Regions from separate parts of the Homo sapiens genome. Here regions 1, 2 and 4 are each linked to region 3. A link is a loop called in an ENCODE intact Hi-C map of the cell type or tissue named here. Cell type or tissue: sigmoid colon. All regions are shown on one strand. Region 1 overlaps LARS2 (leucyl-tRNA synthetase 2, mitochondrial). Region 2 overlaps LIMD1 (LIM domain containing 1). Region 3 overlaps CLEC3B (C-type lectin domain family 3 member B). Region 4 overlaps LOC101928636 (a long non-coding RNA gene).

Evidence for each region. Hi-C counts contacts between places; a loop is a spot of excess contacts. Peaks named below come from ENCODE experiments on the same cell type or tissue, not always from the same donor. Only the 100,000 strongest peaks of a DNase experiment are listed, where the experiment ranks them.
Region 1: it touches region 3 in a loop (3-fold over the local background); 4 of 110 quality-filtered maps call a loop at or near these places.
Region 2: it touches region 3 in a loop (5-fold over the local background); 53 of 110 quality-filtered maps call a loop at or near these places.
Region 4: a loop joins it to region 3, with 7 times the contacts of the local background. A loop is called at or near these places in 106 of 110 quality-filtered maps.

Annotation. Positions count from the first base shown.
Region 1 is chr3:45,407,762-45,412,761 of GRCh38, forward strand. All of the region lies in intron 4 of LARS2 (leucyl-tRNA synthetase 2, mitochondrial), which reads left to right. Among named protein-coding and RNA genes, the nearest start is that of LARS2, 22 kb to the left of the region's middle. In sigmoid colon, no CTCF peak of the experiment used is centred here; a DNase peak (open chromatin) is centred at 2,390.
Region 2 is chr3:45,654,606-45,659,605 of GRCh38, forward strand. The region is part of intron 2 of LIMD1 (LIM domain containing 1); the gene reads left to right. Among named protein-coding and RNA genes, the nearest start is that of LIMD1-AS1, 32 kb to the right of the region's middle. In sigmoid colon, a CTCF peak has its summit at 2,349 (motif pointing left); a DNase peak (open chromatin) is centred at 2,336; H3K27ac peaks cover 790 bases.
Region 3 is chr3:45,035,202-45,040,201 of GRCh38, forward strand. CLEC3B (C-type lectin domain family 3 member B) reads left to right here. Exons shown (of 3, transcript NM_003278.3): 3 at 323-870. The coding sequence ends at 723. Among named protein-coding and RNA genes, the nearest start is that of CLEC3B, 11 kb to the left of the region's middle. RefSeq lists enhancers at 1-543, 15-74 and a silencer at 2,784-2,833. In sigmoid colon, a CTCF peak has its summit at 2,685 (motif pointing right); DNase peaks (open chromatin) are centred at 646, 910 and 2,670; H3K4me3 peaks cover 1,011 bases; H3K27ac peaks cover 865 bases.
Region 4 is chr3:45,208,310-45,213,309 of GRCh38, forward strand. It overlaps LOC101928636 (a long non-coding RNA gene), which reads left to right. Exons shown (of 4, transcript XR_001740675.2): 3 at 4,049-4,217. Among named protein-coding and RNA genes, the nearest start is that of TMEM158, 15 kb to the right of the region's middle. In sigmoid colon, CTCF peaks have their summits at 2,450 (motif pointing left) and 2,654; DNase peaks (open chromatin) are centred at 2,402 and 3,642.

The DNA.
Region 1 (5,000 bases), 370 kb after region 3:
GGGAGAGAAAGCTGGTAATCCCTAGAGAACTGGTTGGCCCTTTCATAGTAACAGTTACGCTGCTTCCCTCTCTACTGGGAAGGCAGATGACCAGCTGCTTGGGCTTCCTTCCCTTCCATCGCCAAACTCTACTCAGTCTTACTTCTTGTGTCGGATGAACAACTATATCTTTGCCTCTTTAAAATAATTCCTTCTTTTAAAAAATATATTTTAAAATTGTACATGAATTCCCATATTCCACCTATAACAAAAAGAAATACAACATAGATAAGTCTGTAGTCCCCTTTGGGCACCCATTTCTACATAAGGCCCCCCCGTCCCCAGGCAATAACCTCTGGCATTTTCCAGGTTATATGCCTTTAGAGCCTTCTCTGTCTGTCATATGGAACTGTGTTTTCTCCTGCATCTCTTTCTTCTACTTCTTTTAGTTTGCTTGCCATCCATCCTGCCTGCCAACTCTGAGACACCAAGGCTCACCCTGGAGCAGGGCAGGGGTGGGCAGAAGGCCCCACCTGGGTGTGCCATGGCCATGTGGCTACCGGGCCTCACCCCCTGGCCAGGGCTCTGACCCCTGTGTTTTTGTCATCAGTAACTCCTGGTCTTCCATGGTAACAGCTGGCCCCCACTCCTCTCTGATCTCAAAGTAAGGCAGGTTATGCAGTCCTGCTAGCGTTCTTGTGCTGGTCCTTGACCAGCTTGCTGTTAGATCCATCCCTTGCTTTTTGTACGGCAGAAGGGCTGACTCCTGCAGGTCCGGTTCCCAAGCTGGCCCCCTCCTGGTTTTGAACAGTAGGAAATCCTGGTAACATTGGAGGACAGGAGAAAGGGAGAGGCCAGAAAATTTCTCTCTCTCTCTCTCTGCCCTGGTTTGGTCTTCACTAATCTAGTTCCATCTGGGCAGTCCAGCCTGTTTGAGCTTCTGCAGCTGAGATCAGCCTTTGGGCTTTGTTAACTCTGCTTTCTCACTTTGTCTCTGCAGTCTAGAGATTGTGGTAATGTCCTGCCCTTCCAAACTGCTAGGTAGATTCACCCATTTCCTTGGCTTCCCACTCAACTTTAAACATATAGAGTATTAGTTAAACGAACCAGGTGGAAATGATGGTTTTTCAGACTTTGGAAGTTTATTTTGTGGATTTCCAAGTTATAGCTACTGGTACTTTTTCTTGATTCCATCTCTGAGTAGTATTACATTTATTATTTCAAAATTATCATTAGTAGTCTTCTGCCACCCTCTGTGATGTCACATTCCTATCTTTCCAAATTGACATGATACATATTTCAAAGTGTATTTTCAGTAGATGTTTTTAAAAATAAAATACATGGAAAAAATGTTCTGAAGCTGCAGAATGCATTCATGTCCAAGAAGTTAACTTCTAGGAAGTTGAGAGGGTTCAGGTGGGCTCAAGCATATAAATAGAGATGCCAATAATTTATTTTTATTTTTATTTTTTTTTAGGGAAATTGCCTAGTTAGCACATGTGAGCTGTAAGTTCATTTCAGTCCAGTTACTTTTTCAACTGTGGATGGATTAAAATAAGTTATGGTGGTAGAAAGAAAGGAATTGGAATTCTAAAACCTAACAGGAGAGTTTGGAGTTCTTCCCAGTGAATGGACAATCTTGGCCATAGAGAAATCAAGGGCAAGAAAGTGTACCATGTATCTAGAGGTATTTGATCTGAACGGTGCATGAGACATGTACAAGGCTGGCAAGGGAAGCACCTAACCCAGTGTATTTCACGTAAATAGGCCATAACAACTTGACCAAAAAATAGAAGCTGCTCTCTGTGGGGGAAGGGACAAGCTTTGGTATTTTGTAATCCTGTTGTAGGTCTTCACTTTGTTTCCCCCTTGACAGTGGTGAATCATCTTATAGAACAAAAGTGAGCTTTGCGCTTGGTCACTGGGCTCTAGGAAACCCAGGGTATAGAAACAAAGAGACCCTTTCCAATTTTGTGGAAATTTGGCTCACAGAGACATTTATTCCAGTGCTCTGGCTCATGGTGGGAAGAACAATTCTGACTTCAAGATGCAAAACGGCCTTCCCACAATCTGATTCTGTTATTCTCTCTAGGGCAAACATTTGTTTTTTTGTTAATTTTTGGTAAGAATCTGAAATATTAAGAAACTTTGAGATTTTTCTAACTTTATTTTCATGGACAGCTTAGATAACATGTAAGCTAAGAATATCTTTCCATGTTAATTCTATCTGAAAACAAAAATAGAAATGAATAAGTGTATTATGTAAATCTAGGCTGGTTTTTGTGACAGTCTCTGTATTGCCTTTATTTAAAAATATGGACGGCACCTAACAGAATGTTAATAGGCAGAAACATTGAATCGGTGCCATTTTGGCAGTTCTGACAAAGAAACCAAGTGGTAATTAAGTTTCCCCCCTTTCTTGTGGAACAGTTACGCAACAGTTACGTTATTCTGCCAGTAACACAGCCCAAGGAGAATTTAAAGCACAGCTGGAAGCTGCTCAGGTGTTGTCCTTGAAGTATTGCAGAACTTTCTAGTAATACTGCCCATATCCCCAGCATTGGATTCTTTTTTTTTTTTTTTTTGCTCTTGAAATTTAAAAAGAAAAAGAGAAAGAATTGCAGAACTTAGTAGCAAATACAGAAGAATGTTTGTCATCTATGGATCAAGCAATATTCAAGTGAAAATTGTAGCCTAAACAGTGTTTGTTTTAGTCATGATTCTTGTCTACCACGGACTAAAAACCCAGCTTAGACCAGCTTAAGCAAAAAGGGAGGCTTTGTTTTTACACATCCTGAAACTCACAGAATCAAAGGAAATGTAGGAGCTGGGCCCACTGGGTATTGGTACTAGGTCCTTGAAGTACATCAATTTCCCCAGTCTCTCTCCATTTCCTATTTCTGCTTCTCTCCACATGCCAGCTTTATTTTCTCAGACATTTCTACAAGCTAGGGAGCAGAGCCACCTGAAGCCCTTATGGCTTCTGACCAAGGAGAAAAGAGAGCCCTGTCCTCCTCCAGCGTTCCGCCTTACTCTGTACAAGCCTAGAGCTGTCTGGGGAAAGATTCAGGGACTTGCCTCTCTCTCTAGCCAGGGGGATGGGTTTTTAAGATTGGCAGTTCGTACTAACACTATATTAAGTTGGACACAGAACAGTTTCCTAGAAGGGGAAGATGCTGTTTGAGAGGATGAAATGCTTTGGGTCTGCCACATTTAGTAAGAGGAAAAGAGACCTCAAGTCTCAACTGGATTGGGATATGTCCAGTCAGTTTCTTAAAACTGCATAGAATAGATATACTCAGGGAATGTTAGAATTTTTAGAAAAGACATGTATGCACTGCGGGGATCTAACTCACAGACCCTGACCCAGCAACAAATGAATAACATACACTGACACAGATAGTATGCCTGTCAGTCCAGCTGAGCATCTGCGCCACTTACAGACTCCAAGGAGAGTGCTGTAAAGAGTTGCAGCCGAGGCCCTGACTCACTGGCCCTGCCGGCATTTATTCAGCACACATTCAATGACAAAGGCTTTGAGTAAACACCACTATAGGAAAATTGACCTGGTTCCCGACACCCCTAGTAGAGAGCAGTTATGCACCCGAGGTTGATCAAAGGTTGGTCTTAGGATCACATGAGTAAACAAGCTATTTAGATAAACTGCATTCCTTTGTACCTACTTTAAGCCATTTACTCAAGGTAAGGATTAGGCAGCTTTCAGCCATAACCCTATCCTGAGACTTTTGCAAAACCTTCCAGCCTTCCAAGAAGATTTGTGTCTATATCCTATAACTTCATCTTAAAGTTTTTCCCACCAGCCTGACTGAACTCCCACAATGCACACTTACATATTTTGTGCAGAGATCCCTGATATAATGTTAAATGAAAAAAGGTCATAAAATAATGTATATAATCATTTCTATTTTCTTTCTCTTTTTAAAATAAGCTTTTTAACTTTTTTAAAAAATTTATTTTAGGTTCAGGAGTACATGTGCAGGTTATATAGCTATACTCCTGCCAGAGTTTACCTAGATTATTTTGTGACCCAGATACTAAGCCTAGTACCCAATAGTTATTTTTTCTGCTCCTCTCCCTCCTCCCACCCACCACCCTCAGGTAGGCCCCAGTGTCTGTTGTTCCCCTTTGTGTCTGTGTGTTCTTATCATTTAGCTCCCACTTATAAGTGAGAACATGTGGTATTTGTTTTTTGGCCTGCATTAGTTTGCTGAGGATATTGGCCTCCAGCTCCATCCATGTTGCTGCAGAGGACATGATCTTGTTCTTTTTTTACGGCTGCATAGTATTCTATGCTGTAAACGTACCACATTTTCTTTATCCAGTCTACCATTGATGGTCATTTAGGTTGAGTCCACGTCTTTGCTATTGTGAATAGTGCTGCAGTGAACATACATGTGGATGTGTCTGTATGACAGAACAATTTATAATCCTTTGGGTATATACCCAGTAATGGGATTGCTGGGTCAAATGGTAATTCTGTTGTCAGCTTTTTGAAGAATCCCTACACTAGCTTCCACAATGGTTGAACCAATTTACGCTCCCACCAAGAGTGTGTAAACATTCCCTTTTCTCTGCAAAGGTTCTATTTCATGAAAACAAATAAGCAGGCTCCTATATATGTGTACATATGTTTGTATGTATGTATTTGAGTGGGGAGATAGATGTGGAAGGAAACAAAGGCTGGTGTTATTGGTTACATCATTGACGAGTAGTGACCAGGAGTTAAAAATAAACTTTGCCTTTATTTATCATTGTATTATGCCATTTCATTTGTTAAATTAAGCTTGTATTACGTTTGTAATTTGAAAAAACATCAACTTATGTAAAAAGAAAAGCAGCCTATTCTGATTGACCTCAGGATGGGTGTGGATGCAGGAATTGAAGATAGTAGCTTGGGATCATCTCAGCCTGGAAATCCAAGGTGTCCCAGATTCCCAAAACTGGGAAATGCAGCATAGGATGTGGCAAGCCAGCCTCCCCTGGGGCAACAGCAAGCTTGA
Region 2 (5,000 bases), 620 kb after region 3:
ATAGCTTGAACCCCGGAGTTTGAGACCAGCCTGGGCAACATGGTGAAACCCCGTCTCTACTAAAAATACACACAAAAAATTAGCCAGTCATGGTGGCATCCACGTGTGTTCCCAGCTACTCAAGGCTGAGGTGGGAGGATTGCTCTAGCCCAGGAGGAGATTGCACCACTGCACTCCAGCCTGGGTGACAGAGTAAGACCCTGTCTCAAAAAAAAAAAAAAAAAAAAAAGAAAAAAGAAAAAATTCATTCACTACATCTACAGGAAGTGTCTTTTTGGAGTGGATTCTCTGTGAGTCTGCACATTTATCAGTCAATTTTTTTTTTTTTTTTTAAGACATAGTCTCACTCTGTCACCCAGGCTGGAGTACAATGGTGCAATCTCAGCTCACTGCAACCTCTGCCACCCGGGTTCAAGTGATTCTCCTGCCTCAGCCTCCTGAGTAGCTGGGATTACAGGCTCACGCCACCAGGCCTGGCTAATTTTTGTATTTTTAGTAGAGATGGGGTTTCACCCTGTTGGCCAAGCTGGTGTCGAACTCCTGACCTCAAGTGATCTGCCTACCTCAGCCTCCCAAAGTGCTGGGATTATAGGCATGAGACACCACACTCGGCCTATCAGTCAATATTTTATAAACGGCTGATGTAAATAAAGAAAATAAAGAGCATTTTGACTACTGTCTTCTAAACTGTAAAAATGGTCTATTGAGTATATATTTAGTGTGACGATCATCAGCTATTTCCTAGTGGAGGGAATTCCTTTACTGGAAGCAGGACGATTCTGAAACTAGAATTATAAAGATGTAACACTGACACTCCCACCCCCAGTTTATGTTTGATGCTGATTATTCAGGGATGGTTTAGGTCTTAGCATTTTTGACCAAGATGAACAGCATCAAATGGAAGTGCCAGTTCAGAGACAAGCCTGAGGCATAGTCTGACTTGGTGGTTCTCAAAGTGTGGTCCCTGGACTAGCACCATCAGCATCACTAGGGAACTTAACTAGAAATGCAGAGTCTCGGGCCCCTTCCCACACTTACTAAGTCAGCAGTCTGTGTTTCAACAAACTCACCTGGTGGTTCTGAAGCATGCTAAGGTTTGAGAACCACCTAAGTTTTTGGTGTTTATCCCTCGGCTATTCCATTTTGTCCTCTGTCCTTATTAGCTCTGCCAAAGCCGCAGCAGCTCCCTAGTGTTACGTCTCTACGTATGAGCCGCCATAACAAGTCAGTGAGGACAGTGAAATTTGCCTCTTCAAGGGAGCAGAAGGAAGTTTAATTGGGAATGCCAGGAAATCCATCTACTTCCCTGGAAGGACTGAACGTTTATACCGCCCCCTCACAAATCCTTATGTTGAATCTCTAATCCCAACATGATGGTATTTGGAGGTGGAGTCTTTGGGAGGTGATTAAGTTATGAGAGTGGATACTTCCTGAATGGGATTAGTGTCCTTATAAGAAGAGCTCAGAGATGTAGTTAGTTCCCTTTCCACCATGTGAGAAAACAGCAGGAAGACAGCCATCTGTAAATCAGGAACTGGATCCTCACCAAGAACCTGACCCTACTAGCACCCTGATGTTGGACTTCCAACCTCCAGAGCTGTGAGAAATAAATGTCTATTGTTTAAGCTACTCACTTTATGGTATTTTGTTCTAACAGCCTAAAATGACTAAGACATTCCCCTTAGTCTGAGAGATATTCCTTTTGGAACAGAAAACAAGAGAGACAGTATAGTGTGGTGGAAAGAGTGTTGACTTTGCACAAGAGAGACCTGGGTTCGAATCTCAACTTTTCTATTTAACTTTTAGCTACATAGGTGAATTTAACCTCTTTAGCTTTTGTTTCTCCATCAGAAAAAAAAAAAAAAGCATCAGTAACTCAACCGTAATATAGTAAGTGAGTTTCCTTTTTCTTTTTCTTTCTTTTTTTTTTTGAGACGGAGTCTCACTCTGTCGCCAGGCTGGAGTGCAGTGGTGCAATCTCGGCTCACTGCAACCTCGGCCTCCCGGGTTCAAGCGATTCTCCTGCCTCAGCTTCCTGAGTAGCTGGGATTACAGGCACGCACCACCACACCCAGCTGGTTTTTGTATTTTTAGTAGGGACGGGGTTTCACCATGTTGGCCAGGATGGTCTTGGTCTCCTGACCTCATGATCCGCCCACCTTGGCCTCCCAAAGTGCTGAGATTACAGGCGTGAGCCACCACGCCCAGCCGACAAGTGAGTTTCAACTGCCCAAACGTCAGGGCACATTATTGCAAGATTAATGAAATGACTCAAGCAGGCCTCCAGGGCTGGCTGGCTTGGGGTAAATTGTGCTGCTTCAACCTGTCCTTGTCCTGGCTGTGGTTTGGCACCACCTAGTGGCGGTTGGGTGCTCTAGCTTAAATGTCAATAAGGAGGATTCTGGATCCTGCTCTTGATTGGAACTTTCAGGACAGTGGCAGTGATTCCAGGAATTTTCAGGTTAGTTGGCGTCTGTTTCATTGGCCAAATCTGGGGTGATTCAGCCTGGAGAATACCTTTTCTGCCTCCCTGCTTCTCAGCACCAGGTTGCTTGCTGTTTCCTACCTGGCCTCAGCCTCCTCTCAGCAACCCCCTTTCTCCAAAGATACAAACTTTAGCCTGTCTCCAAGTGGAAGGTTACCTATCAAGTTACATCTAAATGCCTGTCATCACAAGGAGTTTTTACGGAGCTGTTCATGACACTTAAGTGAGACATGAGGCAAGTAAAAGGCCCAGTACCTAGAAAGTGTTTGAATGAAAATTCCCTTTTCCGGCCAGATATGGTAACTCACACCTGTAATCTCAACGCTTTGGGAGGCCAAGGCGGGAGGATTGCTGAGACCAGGAGTTCGAGGCTGCAGTGAGCTATGATTGTACCACTGCACTCCAGCCTGGGCAACAGAGCAAGACGCTGTCTCAAAAAAAAAAAAAAAAAAAAGGAAAAAGAAAGAAAGGCCTGTCCCATTTCCTGGCAGAAGAGAGAAACTGGATTCTGCATATAGGTGTGCATCCAACAAGCATTAAATACTGCTGCATGGCCTCATGGTGCAGTGGAACAAGCACAGTCTTCACAGTCAGACAAATCTGGGTTCCCATCCTGCCCACTTACTACCTGGGTAAGCCTCAATTTCCTTACTTATGAAATGAAAACGATAATGTGTAATTCATAAGTATCATATTTTTACTCCAGAAAGTTAGGAGTAATCCTTGGGTGTGATTTCAAGTGATTCCCAAAAATAATCAATTCCTGTATCCTTGTACTGCTCCATGACATTGACATGTGATGTGTTTTATTTCTGCCCGACTCTTTACTGAACCCTTTCTACGCTCACTGAAACCTGGAGTAGGTGATGGCTTTGAGTAGGAAATGACTTTGTGAGTTTCTTCCGTAAAAGGCATGTGACAGTACAGGGTCAGAAGGTGGAGTGATGCAGTAACCTGTGTGGCAAAGTTTTCAAGCATTTAAAAATATATGTGAAAGCCCTAAACATAGTACTTAGACCACAGAAGACAATCAGTAGATGTTAGGCTTTTCTCCCACTCAGAATACAAACAAATATATTTTGATACACTATCCAGTTTCTAACCTCAGGTGGTCTTTCAAAACCGAAGTGAAAAATGAAGTGTGAGTTCTTCAGAGCAAACTAAGCCCCACCCTCTTAGGTCAGTGGGGGAGTCTCAGTTTTTTAAAATTTGGAATAAAGGAAAATCAGACGTAGTCCCCCAACCCCCTGTACTGGCCTCCTGTGTCCGGACATGGGAATTCTCAGCTGTGGGAACTGGCAGCAAGAGGACTTATCTAGCCAGCTGGGCAATTTTTTAAATGATCAGAGCAATACCTGCTCATTGGTAAATCTTTGGGAAAGTGTAGGAAAGTATATAGAAGCAACCAACTAGGAAATAAACCATCCCCTCCACCATGCAGATTCTTTTTTTTTTTTTTTTTTTTTTTTTTTTTTTTGAGACTGAGTTTTGCTCATGTTGCTCATTGCAGGCTGGAGTGCAATGGTGTGATCTCAGCTCACCACAATCTCCACTCCTTGGGTTCAAGTGATTCTCCTGCCTCAGCCTCCTGAGTAGCTGGGACTACAGGCATGCACCACCATGCCTGGCTAATTTTGTATTTTTAGTAGAGAGGGGGCTTTTCCATGTTGGTCAGACTGGTCTTGAACTCCCGACTTCAGGCGATCTGCCCGCCTTGGCCTCTCAAAGTGCTAGGATTACAGGCATGAGCCACCGTGCCTGGCCTCACCATGCAGATTCTAAATATGTCCACTCAGAGGCGTTGCCACTCATGGGCAGATTTCCTTTCCAGTCTTTTTTTCTTTGAATTTCTTTATATAGTTGAGATGCACAATTTTTAAATCTTGCTTTTTACTTTTCACATTATAACATAAGGGTTTTCTTTTAAGATTAAAAGTATTTTTTCATATTATACATATTTCTAGAAAAATTTAATATAGAAATATGTGAAGTAAAGTGAAATTTCTCTCTAATACCATCTGTCACTGTACCTAATACTAGAAAGAAAATTTAAAATATTAAAGTATATAAAGTAGAAAGTGATGTTTCACTGTTATACTTCTACCAGTGTTACCCACTGTTTGTTTTTTTCCCTTTTGCATATCAGTGGTATCTGCAAATTACTGAAATGGAATTGTACTATAAATACACTTGTCAAGTTTGCTTTTTTCACTTGTTAATATATTTTCAGTCTGGGTGCAGTAGTTCACACCTGTAATCCTGAGATGGGCTGATCACTTGAGCCCAGGAGTTGTTGACTAGCCTTAGACAACATGGCGAAACACTGTCTCTACAAAAAAATACAAAAATTAGGCAGTTGTGGTGGTGCACACCTGTAGCCCTATCTACTCAGGAGGCCGAGGTGGGAGGATTCCTTGAGCCTGGGAGGCTGAGGCTGCAGATTGCACCACTGCACTCCAGCCTGGGTGACAGAGTCAGGCTCCATCTCAAAAAAACCCCAAACATATATATATGC
Region 3 (5,000 bases):
AGAAATGACTGAGGTGGAGGCCTGGGAAGGGGTGTCAGCTGGGGCTGGGTGCTTCTGTAGCACAAGGGCTGCCTTTTCTCCCAGCCGCGGGAGCACCAAGACCTCCTGAGTGGGGATCTGGATCTGTACATTAGTGGCCACCACAGCCAGGTCCTCAAAGTGCATGAACCATCAGGACCCCTTTTGCCTGGGTCTAAGGGGCTGTCAGGACTGATGGGATAAACGGGATGGGATGGAGGACGGTGGGCTTGGCCTGGGCGGTTGGCTCTTTGCCTGGGGAACAGGGGGACCTTCGGTGACAGCCATTTCTCCCCACTCCCAGTCTGCCTGAAGGGGACCAAGGTGCACATGAAATGCTTTCTGGCCTTCACCCAGACGAAGACCTTCCACGAGGCCAGCGAGGACTGCATCTCGCGCGGGGGCACCCTGGGCACCCCTCAGACTGGCTCGGAGAACGACGCCCTGTATGAGTACCTGCGCCAGAGCGTGGGCAACGAGGCCGAGATCTGGCTGGGCCTCAACGACATGGCGGCCGAGGGCACCTGGGTGGACATGACCGGCGCCCGCATCGCCTACAAGAACTGGGAGACTGAGATCACCGCGCAACCCGATGGCGGCAAGACCGAGAACTGCGCGGTCCTGTCAGGCGCGGCCAACGGCAAGTGGTTCGACAAGCGCTGCCGCGATCAGCTGCCCTACATCTGCCAGTTCGGGATCGTGTAGCCGGCGGGGCGGGGGCCGTGGGGGGCCTGGAGGAGGGCAGGGGCCGCGGGAGGCCGGGAGGAGGGTGGGGACCTTGCAGCCCCCATCCTCTCCGTGCGCTTGGAGCCTCTTTTTGCAAATAAAGTTGGTGCAGCTTCGCGGAGAGGAGAGGCGCTGCAGTCTGTGCTGTGTCCGCGGGGCGGGGAGGAGGTCCCAGGAGCCGGTTCGAAAGCTCCCTCCGTGATGAAGTAGGCGAGAAGGGAGGAGGTGAAGGAGGGCGAGCTGAGCACACGCGCTTCATGCCACAGGAGGGTGGGAATGAGCGGAGGACTGAGGAGAGGAAGGAGGGAAAGAATAGGGAGATGAAAACGCCCCGGTCTGCTGCTAAGCACAGCACAGTTACCAAAGCCAGGAAACTAACACTGACACGATATTTTATTTACGTTACAGCTCTATTCAAAGCTCCAGGCTTCTTTTTGTAGAATCGTTTCCATCTGCTGGAATCCAGCATCGCCCCCACCCCCCGCCCCATTTCTAGGGGGATGCCCCCACTGCTGACCTCTCCTGCTGTAGATCTATTTCTGGGAGGCACTGACATGCTGACTCTTGCTATGGGGTCGGCGGGGAGTGGGGAGCTGGGCATTCCCCTTCTTCCTCAGGACATCCCGGGAGCCAAATACGACGGCCAGCACTGCCCGACCCGTGCGTCCTTTTCCTTCCCACTCTTCACAGAAAGCTGCTCAGGGGTCCAGGCGCAGGCATTTTAAATACGTTGTCTTATTTCACGTGATCCACCCAGGACAAGCTGTGCTATTATCACCATTTAAAATAAGCAAAGTGAGTTGAAACTCAGGGAGGTTTGGGGACTTCCACTGGTCCTGAAGCTGGTAAGTAGCAGAGCCGGGATTTAACCCAGGGCTGTTTCCAAAGGCCTTGGCCTTTCCACCACCACTGCAATGCTTGCTTCGTGTGGCCAGAACGTCACTGAAATAAAACATCAGAGAAGTGGCCCAGTGGTCCTCAGAGGCTGTTGGCCAGCTCTTGGCCTGACCTGGCCCACCCAGCCATCGTGGGCCTGGCTCTAGTGACCCCTCCTGGGGGAGTCTTCCTTATCCTTCAGCCACCGCCAGTGCTCCACTGTCTGGGCTTCTGCAGTAACTTTTTCTCTCTGGTTGTCTTCTAGTGTGTCTCGCCTTCAGTAATAATAAGTGGATGATAGTTTGATTTGATCGATTGAGATGGGGTGGTTGGGGGAGGCAGCTTACAGAGAATTATGTACGTACTTCATGCCAGGCAGCCTGTTCCTCATCATCACAGAAAGGACCTCTTGAAATTCAACAATTTCAACGATTGTTGGAGGAGGTGATGAGATCCATTGGCATAAGCCCAGAAACTGCTTCAGAAGAGTGATGTGGTATGTTCCAGACCCCTCAGCAAGCGAGAGGCAAAGCTTAGACTGAAATCTACATCTTGTAACTCCGAGTCTTGGATTCTTTTCATCCCTCACTCAGCTTCCTAGCGGGATATAGGTGAACAGGGTTTTGTTTTGTTTTGTTTTGTTCTGCTTTTTTTTTTGTTTTTTTTGTTTGTTTGTTTTTTGAGACGGAGTCTCCCTCTCTCGCCCAGGCTGGAGTGCAGTGGCACGATCTCGGCTCACTGCAAGCTCCGCCTGCTGGGTTCACGCCATTCTCCTGCCTCAGCCTCCCGAGTAGCTGGGACTACAGGCGCCTGCCACCACGCCCTGCTAATTTTTTGTATTTTTAGTAGAGACGGGGTTTCACCGTGTTAGCCAGGATGGTCTCTATCTCCTGATCTTGTGATACGCCGGCCGCGGCCTCCCAAAGTGCCGGGATTACAGGCATGAGCCACCAGGCACGGCTGAACAGGGTTTTTTTAAAGTTCCTGAACTGGGTGGCTGCCCACAAGAGGGCACTCATGCCTCTGCGTGTGAGTGTGGAACCTGGTCGACTGCTGTGACACTCTTTGGGAAGACAGTCGGCATTTTCCACTTCCAGCAGCAGGTGGCAGTATGGGCAAGAGTATCATCACCCATCTTTCATCTACCACCCATGTGCTTACATCTGGGCTGCTGAGATCTGCATACTTCGAATTGAGTATACCTGTCCTTCAATCTTGTCTTTACTTAAAATTCTGACATTTTGTTCACCATTTTTTGAACATTAATTCTGATTTTTAAAAAAATTTGCATTCAAGTATTATTTCTCTTGCTTACTGAGTTTTGGTATCCCCTTAAATTTTGTGCCCCAGGTGAATGCCTCACTCATCTCACTAGTCCCTGCCCTGCCTCAGAGGTACACACTTTGGAGAATTTCCCAGGGGTTATACAAACAATGATCGTTTTAAGTGACTCAGTTTCTATTACTCTTTTCTTTTGTATTACTCCTTACTAGAATTGAGCTACCTTGGTGCAGGCCTGGGGAACAGGCTTTCTTTCCCACCTCCTGTTTTGCAATCTCCCTTTTCCATTTTACAAAAGAAAGGCCAGCTCTTCACCCTTCCTGCTCTTACCATGGGGTGTGGCCTGGTGTGTAAAAATCCTTGGGGATGCCAAACAGAAGACGAATTGAAATCTTGGTTTAGGTGTTAAGTAAAAGGCCATGTGAAAAATCGTTTTGCAAACTTAGTGGTTTCTAATCCTTTGCCTTTAACCTCCAAGATGAGCTTAATCAAGTTCTCAGCTGATAGACCATACGAAGTAATTTCCAATGACAGAACACTTTTTCTTTTTAACAATTTATTTTATTTTACTTTAAGTTCTGGGTTACATGTGCAGAATGTGTAGGTCTGTTGCATGGGTATACATGTGCCACGGTGGTTTGCTGCACCTATCAACCCATCATCTAGGTTTTAAGCCCCGCATGCCTTAGGTATTTGTCCTAATTCTCTCCCTCCTGACAGAACACTTTTGACCTTTACCTTAGAAGCTCAAGGACTAAGTGACACTGCTATAACAAAACTCCTTTCAGTCTCACCAACTTACTTATCTGAACAAAGTTTCTCAACATTAACAACTCTAAAAGTGAAAAATAGGAATCTTATTGATGCTGAATCCTGCTGTATTCTGCTAGATATGTGAGCCAATTTTTAAGAACTCTATTCATCTGATTAAGAGTAGTGTTTAATTGTGTTTATAAAAATATGTCATAGACCTGTTCTGATTTGATCAATTGTGCTAATGGTAATTGTGTTAGGGGAATGCTAGAAAACTAAGTTGCAGGGGCACTGGCCTAAGCCCTTTCTTGGAGAACAGTGCTGCCCTCGGCATCTGTGAGGATGGCCAAGCAGGAGGAGGTGGTTTCTGGGAAGGATCCTTCTGTCAGCTCTTGGCCTTCACTAGTGTGTGGGAGCCATGTGCACAGACCTGGCTGAGTCTTGCTCTCTTCTCCTCACTCCACCACCTCTGCTGTGCCTGTTCCTGTTCCTCCTTTCCCTTCTGGTCATTCCTTCACCCTTCCTCACCCCAGCCCATCCCGGCCAAGGGGAGGAAGAGCTGGAAGGAGGCAGTACAGATGGAGACCCTCCGTGTGAAGAAAGGGGTGCATGGGAGACCTGAGGCTGGTCCTGGCAGTTCTGGCTGTGGGACCCTGGAGAAGGCCTGTGGGGCATCTTGGCCCCCAGTTTCTTCATCCGCAAAATGAAGTTTGGATTAGATGATCTCTAAGACTCCTGAGTTCAAGATTCTACCCACTGTTCTCAGGAAAGTTTTTGTAGAATCCTTTCCAGATAAGAAAGCTATTTTGTAGAATGGAAATGGTGGCTGTTTCCTCTGCCCATCAAGGCTCATCCCCTTCACTGACTGTCTCATTTTCTGCAGTGACTATTGGCCATTGCTATCTCTTGAATCCCAAATGTGTACACGTTCAGATGCCTGGTAGACACCACCACCTAGAAGCCCTTAGGCACCTATGTCAACATGTCCAAAAGGGAACTCAGGGTCTTTCCACTCAAATCTGCTCCTCTTCCTGAGTTTACCATCTCTGTGAAGATCCTCACCTGCCCAGTTACCCAAACGCCAAACCTGTGGGGCATCAAAGGTGACTTAGTGTCTGTCTTGAGACACTTGAGATCCAAGTAATTACCAGGACTCTATGATTTTTGCTTCCCAAAGAACTCTCTGATCTGTTCCCTCTCCTCCAATTCCATTGCTGTGGGGCTCAAGTCTCCTGCTTGAACCATTGCAAATAACAGTCTTACTGTTTCCGTAACTCCCCCAGGTCTCTCCCACCCACCATAAACCATGACCTTTGCTGCATAAGCACTAGTTGTATGGGAGAGAA
Region 4 (5,000 bases), 170 kb after region 3:
GAGTTGTGGAGGGAGCCCAGGAGTTCCTGTGTGCCAACAGGGGTTGGGGGCCAAAAAGTATCTGAGGTACTAGCTGGTGATTTCACCAGAACATCACCATAAAGAAGGCAAAGTGACTCTATAACGAAGAGCTGCAGAAAGGACTCCTCAAACCAGCAATCAAATAGCTTTCCCATGCAGCCCTTGGGGATCAGGAGTCACAGTGAGAGCCAGATGAGGCTGAGGCAGCAAGGTAAAGCCTCTAACCTTGCAGGCAGCATGTGATTGTGCCACAAGGCCAAGACCTGAAGCTAAGTTAGCTTCCCCTGCATCCAGCTGCCATCTTGGAATAAAGCGGAGAAAGGAAAATCCTTGCATTGGTGGAGAGACCCAGACACTATGTAATTACTCAAAAAGAGATTATTTTAAACCAGAGGAGGCTGAGATACCATAACAGTAAGATCAAAAATTTTCTTGCATGCAGCGGAAATGGGGTTTCAAGAGCTGGTTGGGATCTTATTGATGGTTGTGTTTTGCATATCTGAGCAAATTCTACCCTGACCACAGGATACTCATGACTTCCATAACTACATACTTATTTTTTTTCAATTATGATGGTAATATATATGATTTCATTGTAGAAAACTTGGGGGGAAATACTATAAAGAAGAAAATAAAAATAATTCTGTAATTTCACCAGCCATAGATAACCACTGTAAACATCTTGGTTTATTTTTTTCCCATCTTTTTTCTATGTATATGTGCATGTGTATGTGTATCACTGTGATTGTATGTGCATCTTACTTGTTCACAAGATTCTTTAATTTTTTTTTTTTTTTGAGATGGAGTCTCATACCTTTTTCTCAGGCTGGAGTGCAGTTGTGCAATCTTGGCTCACTGCAGCCCCGACTTCCCAGGCTCAAGTGATCCTCCTGCCTCAGCCTCCTGAGCAGCTCGGACTACAGGCGTGCGCCACCATGCCTGGCTAATTGTTTTTGTATTTTTAGTACAGATAGGGTTTCACCATGTTGGCCAGGCTGGTCTTGAACTCCTGACCTCAGGCGATCCTCCCACCTCGGCCTCCCAAAGTGCTGGGATTACAGGCGTGAACCACCGTACCCAGCCTTTGGATCTGCTTTTACTGATGCGTGAGTGTGTGGCCTCATCACCACTCCCAGCAGCTGGCACCTGTAACTCTTCTTTGTAGATCCAGTCTTGGGCTGCTGGAGGGGGCATTGCCTGAGAATTTACACTCCTCTGGGGCAGCCCTTCACCAATGACTGGTAGAATGTAGGAATGTAAGCCTTGTCCAGGTGCACGGGGTGGGAGGCAGGGGGATTCTGAGGGCTATTTATACTTGGGGTTCCCTGTGGGGCAGGCTAAAGCTATTCTCCCTGGGACTCAGCCTGAGATGACGCCCTAGCTTGGCTTTTCTGAGAGCACATCCTTCATAAATCACTTGCACACAAAACTCATCTCAATGTCTGCTTCTGGGAACCCGACCTAAGACAGCCAGTGATACATTTTTAAATGTTAAGATAAATATGAAGAAAATAAGAGGCTCTGTGGATATATTTAGGAATTTAAAGTTGGGTTTTACAGCTTAAGTAAACAAACAAAAAACAGAATCATGTATCTTGACATATCAGTCTGGAGTCAGAACCTTTTTTTTTTTTTTTTGAGGCAGAGTCTCACTCTGTCCCCCAGGCTGCCCAAAGTGCTGGGATTACAGGCATGAGCCACTGTGCCTGACCTGGAGTCAGAACTTTAACAGCAGAAAAACAGGAGTGGTACTCCTTTAAATCACGGACGGTCATTCTGTGTTTTTTGGGGAGACTGATGCTAGGTCCCAGTGGTCTCCTGCAGGGGCTGGAACCACCCCAGAGAAAGGAGAGCAGGCTTCTGTCCCTTCTTGCTGCACTTGCAAATAACACAGGTCAGCCCAGGGCCAGAACCTTGGGGCAGCTCCACCGAAGGAGCTGTCCTGTTGCCCCTGATCCTTCCGTCCCAAGTCCCAAGCCCAATCCTCACACCAAGGCAAGGTGGGGAGGAGGCAGAGGTTGTGGGGGTGTGGGTGGGTGGGGGTCCTTATGTCCCACAGTACGGGAGCTGGACCAGGAAGATGGAATTTGCTACCCTGAGTGACCATAGAGAGGGTTTCTAGAACCTCAACTTTGCAGGCAGGTTTAGAAAGTACGCTTGTCCTCCCACTGCTAACAGCTGGGGAAGTGCGTGTGTGTGTGCTGCTCCAACAGCTCAGAAGTCCTGGGAGCTTTTAAAAACTTCCCAATCCAAGTTCTGCCTACTGGGCTCCAGCCTTCCTCAGAAAGACACTTCTGAAGGCCGACTGCTCGGTTCTTCGAAGTAGCTCAGCCAGACCTGACGACACCACTGGCCTGCGGGTAGATTCTCTGCAGGGCCAGCCTGCACCTCCCAGCAAGGGCACCACCTGGTGGCGGGCACTCTGTGGGATGGGCTCTCTCTCTCTCTCTCTGTTGGGGGGGGTGTGTGTGTGTGCACGCGTGTGTGTGTTTAGGTGGAGGGTAAAGTGGATGGGGAGGGGATTTACCCTCTGCAGCCTCAGGCTTCCCTGGCAAGCCACCGCCTTGGACATGACATTTGCTGGCTTGGCTGGGGCCCTGTGGCCAGATGTCAGAATTTAAGTTCTGCGCTTAGGGCTTGTGCAACCTTAGACATTAAACGTCTCTAAGCCTGTTTCTTATCAGTAAAAGGAAGATCAAAGTACCTAGCTCTTTGGGTTCTTTGTTAAAAATAAGATTATGCTTTGGATTCCTCAGAAATAGATCCTGAGAGATTCAGACATAAGTAGTTTATTTGAGAAGTGACTCCAGGAAAAACCACTTGGGGAGGGCGATGTGAGCCAGGAGTGGGGAAGAAGATGGCAAGAGTGACTTATCCAGCAAGTGTTTTGCCACTGAGGGCACCTGCACACCATCCCTCTCAGTAGGACCTTGCCTGAGGGGCAAGGGAGCTGGGGTATTTATCCACAGATTCCCATCATTCACTGTGGGAGGACCACTCCTGGGGTGCCTTAATGCCTCAGCTCTCTCATTATTTGACACGTGGGCACGGTGGGCACCAGCAACCAGAGAGGATCCTCAGATAGATTCGGAAATGATGGCATTCGGAAGTTGGGACAACATGTATGGAAATGGTTAGTGGGGAGGGGGGATGGCTGGGGCACCACCAAAGTCTTCTATATGCATGATTAAAAATTCTCAGAACATAGTAACATTTCAATAAACAATAGCTATTTATAATAGTACACATCCGTGGTCCCCGGCAAAGTGTGACACAGCTGATAACCTAGAGGTAGGTCCAGATAGGCTGTGTGCCATGGGAGCGCTAGGCACCAACAGCCCTACAGCAGGTGTTTAGTGTCCCCTCTTGTATATATAGGGGAACTGAGGCTCATGGAGCATGAGAGCCTTGTTGAGGGTCATGAGGCCGATCGTGCCAATGTTGGTCTCCTGCGAGCTGTGCTGCTGCTCCCACCAGTCCAGGACTGTAAAGAGTTTTCATCCTGTGTCTGTGTTAAAATGTGCTCTCTCTGAGCCCCACCATGACAGCGCAGAAATTTGTTTCCATCTGTAAAATGTCAAGGCTGAATCTTTTATGTTCTGCCCTGGGTCTGTGCCCGATAATGAACTCCATCCAAGCCCTGTGGCTGCCTCCAGCCCACGAGACTCTTTGGAACAAAACGAATAATTCTCAGTGGCAGGAGAGAGTGAGGGAATGGTTTCATCACTCTTTTCCTGCACGACTCAGACCTGAGAGAAAAGAAGAGGGAATTGGCAGAAATAGAAGGCGGCAGGGACGCTCTCTCACTTGTTCCCTGCAGTCATGCCTGTATGGAATTTGGGAGTTTGCTGGACCAGGGGGGCTGCTTTGGGTACACTGGGAGCAGAAACCTGGGGTTCCATCACCTGCCTCATGGCGGGGCATCGAGTCTGCTCTCAGCTCTCTTTCCTGAACACCATTGCCACATCTGTCTGTGCTGGTGACGAAAGAGAGAGAAGCCTCAACTGTCTCCTTTGTACTGCACTAGGCCATTCCGCAACTCAAGCAGGAGAAAAACCCAGGAGTGGGGTGGCGTAGGCGGGGCCACCACAAGGAGCCCGTGCATCAGGGGGCGCAGGCTGTTTCTGGATCATTCCACTGGGAAGGGGACAAAACCCATCTTTTATGACCCATGTTCAGTTCTCAGTTGGAGTCAGGTAAGCCTTTCCCTTATTCTTATTATTTTAAAAATGTTTTCTAAAATTGTGGTATGACATACATAATATGCAATTCTTTTATGTTTGTTTGTTTATCTATTTATTTATTTATTTTGAGATGGAGTTTCGCTCTTGTTGCCCAGGCTGGAGTGCAATGGTGCGATCTTGACTCACCGCAACCTCCACCTTCCGGTTTCAAGCAATTCTCCTGTCTCAGCCTCCCAAGTAATTGGGATTACAGGCATGTAATCCCACCACGCCTGGCTATTAAATTAATATTTAACCCTTTTAAAGGATATGATTTGGTGGCATTAATTACATCCACAATATTGTGAAACCACCACCACTCTCTGGTTTCAAAACTTTTTTATCATCCCAAACAGAACCAACTAGGCTATAAGATAGTCCTGGGTGAGCCAGGTCTCCAGTTGGGACATGTGTTTCTAAAGGAGTGTGGAGAGGAAGTAAACTCTTAGGTATGTTTTCCTTTAAAATCATGACAACAGTACCTATGGGAGAGGTACTGTTATTATTCCCATTTTACAGAAAAGGAAACTGAGGCCTAGAAAGCAGCTGGCCAGTGCCAGGGCTAGTATTTGAAATAGACTAGTCTGGCCTCACTGGGCACCACCTCCACCCCACCTGGCTGGTCCCACTTCTCACTCCATTCTGCTGGAATCATTCCATGAGCTAAAATGTCTAACGATGTTGGGCCTTTGACTTCCCTCTGAAGGGAATTGGTAGGCTGAGCTGAATCTGCAGGGTTTCGGCCATCTCATCTGG